2 separate regions of the Homo sapiens genome follow, and region 1 is linked to region 2. A link is a loop called in an ENCODE intact Hi-C map of the cell type or tissue named here. Cell type or tissue: heart right ventricle. All regions are shown on one strand. Links, peaks and the distances in the headings refer to the core of each region. The heading gives the core; the rest is flanking DNA.

Region 1 (2,929 bases), core at 195-2,694, 260 kb before region 2:
GATCTCCAGGTGATTCATATGCACATTTAAGAATCTGTTGTTCTACAGGACAAACCAAAAAACCAAAACAAAAACATATGCAGAAACACACACACAGAGACAGAGAGACAGAGAGAGATGGAAAGGGAGCCCTGAGGTGTAGTGGCTGAATGCGATGTGCACATGCTGTTCAGATCGTGATTCGAAAAATAATTATAAATATTCGTATGCATGTTAATGTTTAAATCGACCTAGATTTGGGTTAATGAATAGGTGGAACAATGTAAAAAGGTTTAAGGAAATACATAAGGTATATTTAATTTGGTATGGAGTGACACTGCTTGTAATTCTGAAGTAATCTAACTAAAAGCTAAATGACACTGGAGATTATCATTGGATAATTTCACACATTCCTAAGTAGAACCCTAGTAATCCAGTGATAAGAATAAGGCAAAAATTTTAATTGAAATGGATTACATTAACCAATCTATGAAAACCTATCTGCAGCACTACTTGATCACAAGGAAGGAATCAGGAGATGACAGGTTTCCCCAGAAAAGTAGGTGGGAGTTGAGAAAAAGTGGCTTGGGGCAAGTCACTACCTTCTCACCAACTCTAGGTGGACTCATCTGCAAAGAGGCAAATAATAACAGCTCCTGTGCCTAGCTCACATAGCTGTCGGTTCAAATGCAAGAACAGATGTGAAGGTGACCTGTATATGGAAAAACACTAGTCAACTGTTACTTGCATTTAAAAAAACACAGAGGTAATCTGGTCTACAAGCATGAGCTTTTGTTTTTCTTTTCTTTTTTTTTTGATACAGGTCTCACTCTATCACCCAGGCTTCCGTGCAGTGGCTCTATCATGGCTCACTGCAACCTTGACTTCCCCGGCTCAAGCAATCCTCTCACCTCAGCCTCCCAAGTAGATGGGACCACAGGCATGTATCACCATGCCTGGATAATTTTTTTAATTTTTTGTAGAGATGGGGTCTCATTATGTTGCCCAGGCTGGTCTTGAACTCCTGGGCTCAAGCGATCCTCCAGCTTCAACCTCCCAAAGTGCTGAGATTACAGGTGTGAGGCACTGTGCCTGGCCAAGCATGAGCTCTGGAATCAGATAGGATCCCTAGGTTTGTATCACAGAACCAGCCCCCATGGAAGAGGGGCAAGTGAATAAGCATCTCATATTCCCAATTTCCTCATCTATAAAATGACCTAACACCCGCTGTAGTAGACTGTGTTACAGTCCAGCTTTCCACCTGCTGTTTCTCACTAGGCCCTTCCTGAGCAGTCCCTGCAGAAGGGTTAAATGATCTATCCATTGATGTTGGTTCTGGCAAGTGACTTCTGTGGCCCAGGGAACATGCATGGAAGTGGTACTTGCTCCTTTAGAGCAGGAGCTTTAACAGCCAGCCATCTTGTGAATCTGCCACGACTGTCTTCCTTCTGCAGTTACAATGGCAGTGACCCAGATGGCAGCTAGTCCTTTGGCTGAGCCCCAAGAGTAGGGAAGTGCAGCACCCGACCTTCATGTGAGCTTTAGTTAATACCTTCAAAAAGTTACTATGCAGGCCAGGTGCAGTGGCTCACGCCTGAAATCCCAGCACCCGAGGCGGGTGGGATCCTCCTGCCTCAGCCTATTGAGTAGCTAGAACTACAGGCCTGCACCACGATGCCTGGCATTTTTTTTTTTTTTATAGAGACAAGGTTCTCTTGAGCCCAGGAGTTTAAGGCTGCAGTGATCTGTAATTGTACCAATGTACTCCAGTCTGGGTGACAAAGTGAGACCAACTCCCATCCCCCCCGCCACACACACACACAAAAAAAACAAAAACAAAACAAAAACAAACAAAAAAAAACAGGAGATTAAATTCTTGTATGAAAGGTGATCTCCCAAAATATTAAAAGGAAAACAACATGCTTATCATCAAGGACAAGATGTCGAGGCAGAGAGAATTCTGTACAAGCCTTTATTAAAATAACTCGTCTTTAAGTCTTCCAACACAATTTAGTTGCCTTTTCATAACTTACTATTCTTTGTCCAATTCACTATAAACTGTTTAATTGCTTCTTTAGGTCTTCATTTCCTTACAAAAGCTTCTGTGCCATGTAAAACCTGTATGAGCTTTTAACACAAACTCATACAACTTGTATTAAATTTGTATCCTTTTCTCTTGTTAATCTATCTTATGTCAATTTAATTCTCAGGTCCAGCCAAAAAACAACCCTAAAAAGGAAGAAGTAAAGTTTTTTCTTTCCTACACACCAATTATATGGCCTTGTAAATTCCAGCCTCTCCTGACTATGCAATACTTAAAATCCCTAATATAATTTATCTAAAGGCATACAAAGTTACAAATCATTTACATAAAGAATTGTTGAATGTGTTTGCATTTTTTAAAAGTTAATTTGGTTTAAAATACAATTGGAAATATGAATAGTTTTTAATTCATGCAATGGAAGAATGTCTGCCTTTTTGCTATTTCATATGAATTTGTTCAAAGTTTTTATACCATCATTCTTAGAATAATTCTTAAAGTATTTAATTCTTAATTTAGTTTTTCTCATTTTACTTACTAATTTTCAACATCTGGGTTATTTGTGTTACTTAAAATGTTTTGAAACAATCTAAACTATGGAAGAATACCGGAAAATGTGCCTCTTGGCAGGCGTGTGAATGAGGTAGCTCACAAGGGTGTTGAGTGATCTCCTTCATCTTTGGGAATAATCCATTTCTCAGTCACTTTTTAACTCACGGCACTCATACTGAGATAACCAGCCAGCAGCAGAACACCCAGCATTTATTTGTCTACCATTTAGTAAAACATTTCTGGGTCTAGGCTTTCACTCTAACTAAAGTCATGAAAGTAACAAAGCCAAATGGCAACAAAAACAAACAAAACCAAAGCAAAAAAATCAAACCATGTGGACTCTTAGAGTATTCTGGT
Region 2 (2,929 bases), core at 94-2,593:
TTTCCATCCTGTTGAGGGTATGAGTTGTAGAACATTCCCTTCCCATCATGGGTCCAGGCCATACAGCTGAACTTGACTCTTTCAAGCACATCTGGAAGCTCTTTGGCACCATCAACTTTCATGAACTTGATTGTCACCCAGTCTGAGCCACTGGCACTCAGACCATAGGCAAAATATTCACCATCTTCGCTGAACGCATAACCTATGGGACACAGGAGAAATCATCCAGTGACAAACACGGAACACAACTCCACGGTCCTTTATGCCATCTAACAAAGCTCTCTTTCATAACACGGAGGTAGAATGTGGCAATAAAAGGAATAGGAATCTGGTAGTGAGGAATCCCGGGGGCTCAGCCCAAGTTTTACAGGAATTACCCTTATAACCTTAGACAAGCTTCCTAACCTCTCCAGGTCTTAATTTGTCTATAAAATGAAATATTAGATTATATGCCTACTAAAATGCTTTCATTTTGAAATTTTTATAATGCAATAGGCAGTTCAGTTAAAAGCAGAGCTCATCTGGGACTTCTGTCATATTTCATTTATACTCTAAAGGGAATAAGGAGAAAAAGGAAACTGCTTTTAGAGTAATGACTGAATTATGACACATACCATATAATAGAACTAAATTGTAGTCATTAGGTAATTTGGGAGATTGATTCCAAATTATCTAAAATCCCTTGTTACAGCCTCATTTTTGAAGCATTACCTGTGCAATGTCCACACTGTCTGACCATTACAAGCCTAGGTAAATAAAGCCTGAGGGTTTGCAGTGAAGGCGCCCGGAGTGCACATTCCACAAGAAATTGTGAAAGGAAAAGCAACATGTCTATAGACTGTCGTGCCATGTACAGTCCTTTAGGGCCCTGGCAGAATGTTCTAATCACTATGGAATGTTTCCTGGCAAATACTTGTGTTTCATATTAGCTTTTTTAATTATGAAGTATGTAAAGCATTCAATACAACACCTCCTATTGGAGACTCTGACACCAGAGATTTCCTCTTAGGCTGTTTGCTAAACGTTATTGGGTAATGAAAATTTTAAGAAGCTCAACTATTATTAGAGGTTTCCTATTCTTTTACGTGGAATTTCATTTGTTTAAAATTTCACAGAACCTACTCATTAACCATTGTAGGTCCTATAAAGTATCTAGGCTCATATGTATGTAAATGCAGAAAAGAGTCTAGAAAGTGATAGGAAAAAGAAACATATTCACCTTTTATTCTACATAGCACTGGAGTGTTTGAATTGTTTATATATATATATATATATATATATATATATATATATATATATATATATATATATATATATCAGAAAATTTTCAGAAAAATTTAAATAAAACATTTTGATTTGAAAAGTATGTTTAAAAATCATATACTACAAAAATAATCTGAATGTTTACTCCTTTTGTGATAACTTCCCTATAATACCACTCTTAGAAAACTCAATGACTGTTTGAGGCAGGTCTCATGCCTAATTTAGCTTCTCGCCCATCAAGGCTTTGTCCATAGCAAACATTCCATAAAGAAGTCACTAGAAGAATGCATTATCGGGGTGGGAGTTAAGACCCTGTCCCTCTGGATGGGCTGCAAGATAGATCCTTGTGGAAACTAAATGAATTCCTATATGGGATATGTTACTTCAACAGAACCAGTGTATTAAATTCACTGAAAACTACAAGCTCAGATTCATGGAAGAATCTGAGCTGGTGATGTCTTATTTTCGATACTGGTTCGATAAAGGATCATTGTTTATATACACAGCCTATTCAGAGGGAGGGGAAGGTGGACCACCGAATGACTGGATCATGGTTAGAAGTGTTTGTATAAAAAAGGGTCTTTGCACAGGTCTGATGGAACGGGGCTCTATAACTCCCATCTTATTGATTACAGAGGACTTCAATGTCTCAATTTCTCAATTCTAGAGGGCCATAACTAATCATATGGTTTTTTCTATAAAACCAGAAGGTACTACAGGAGAAATGCTGAGCCAACGTCATCTATAACATCATTATCATTGTAGAGTTTACAATTATTAAAATACAGAACTGGAGAATAACTTAGTTCCTTACCCTAGAACTCTGCTTACTGCAGAAACCTTGGATAATCTTCTCTATGGCCTACGGAGGAGGTTATCTTAGGGGCAGAGTTAAGTAGGAGATGTACAGCAACTGTGGACAAACTTAGTCTTTAAACCTCCATCTTCAGGGAACAGGATACCCAGCTGTTCAATTTCTACAAGATTTGTGTGTTTTTACTTGTAATTCTAACATGTTGACAATTAACTAGATTTTTAAAACTCTAATCGCCTCCTTCCCAAGAGGGAAACTGATCTGATAAACATTCTTTCCTGTTTAATATTATAGTTGGAATAATCTTTGTACAGCTTAAACTTCTTATAGAAGACGACTTATTTTTTTCTAATCACAGGTAGGTCTCAGGGATGTTGGAGGAAATGATGATGATATGTCAAGATTCCAGAAGCCCTAGAAGCTAATTTGGGTCCAGTGTTAATTATTTTCCAGTTCTGCTTCATGCCATCAGAGTGGAAAAGAGGAATGTGACTATTCATGTATTCTAAATATACTGTGCAAAAATTAGCTTTCCTGATATTGTATGTGCATCTGTTCCACAATATGGTCCACACCCTGCCTGGCATTTCAGAGGTAAAGCAACTGCACTAACTTCAGAGCTCCAAGTGAGGGTCTTAGGAGTTCCACGGGCCTCTCTGTGTAGCACTTACCTCGGAGTGCCACTGTGCCATCGTCAGACAGTATGTTGGGGTCCAGGAACACTCTGGCCTCACCCTCTAAGGAATCCTGTACATATAATACTCGCTGGTTCTGCAAACCTGTATTGTAAAAATAAAAATACCTGGGGAACAGAGATGGTCTTTATTCAGCTGTGGAGTTTTCTATTTGTGG

Evidence for each region. Hi-C counts contacts between places; a loop is a spot of excess contacts. Peaks named below come from ENCODE experiments on the same cell type or tissue, not always from the same donor. Only the 100,000 strongest peaks of a DNase experiment are listed, where the experiment ranks them.
Region 1: a loop joins it to region 2, with 2.0 times the contacts of the local background. A loop is called at or near these places in 2 of 110 quality-filtered maps.

Annotation. Positions count from the first base shown.
Region 1 is chr6:105,112,155-105,115,083 of GRCh38, forward strand. All of the region lies in intron 7 of POPDC1 (popeye domain cAMP effector 1), which reads right to left. Among named protein-coding and RNA genes, the nearest start is that of POPDC1, 24 kb to the right of the region's middle. In heart right ventricle, for the core only: no CTCF peak of the experiment used is centred there; a DNase peak (open chromatin) is centred at 1,442; H3K27ac peaks cover 1,058 bases.
Region 2 is chr6:105,373,377-105,376,305 of GRCh38, forward strand. It overlaps PREP (prolyl endopeptidase), which reads right to left. Exons shown (of 15, transcript NM_002726.5): 4 at 2,749-2,879; 5 at 1-202. Among named protein-coding and RNA genes, the nearest start is that of PREP, 28 kb to the right of the region's middle. In heart right ventricle, for the core only: no CTCF peak of the experiment used is centred there; no DNase peak of the experiment used is centred there.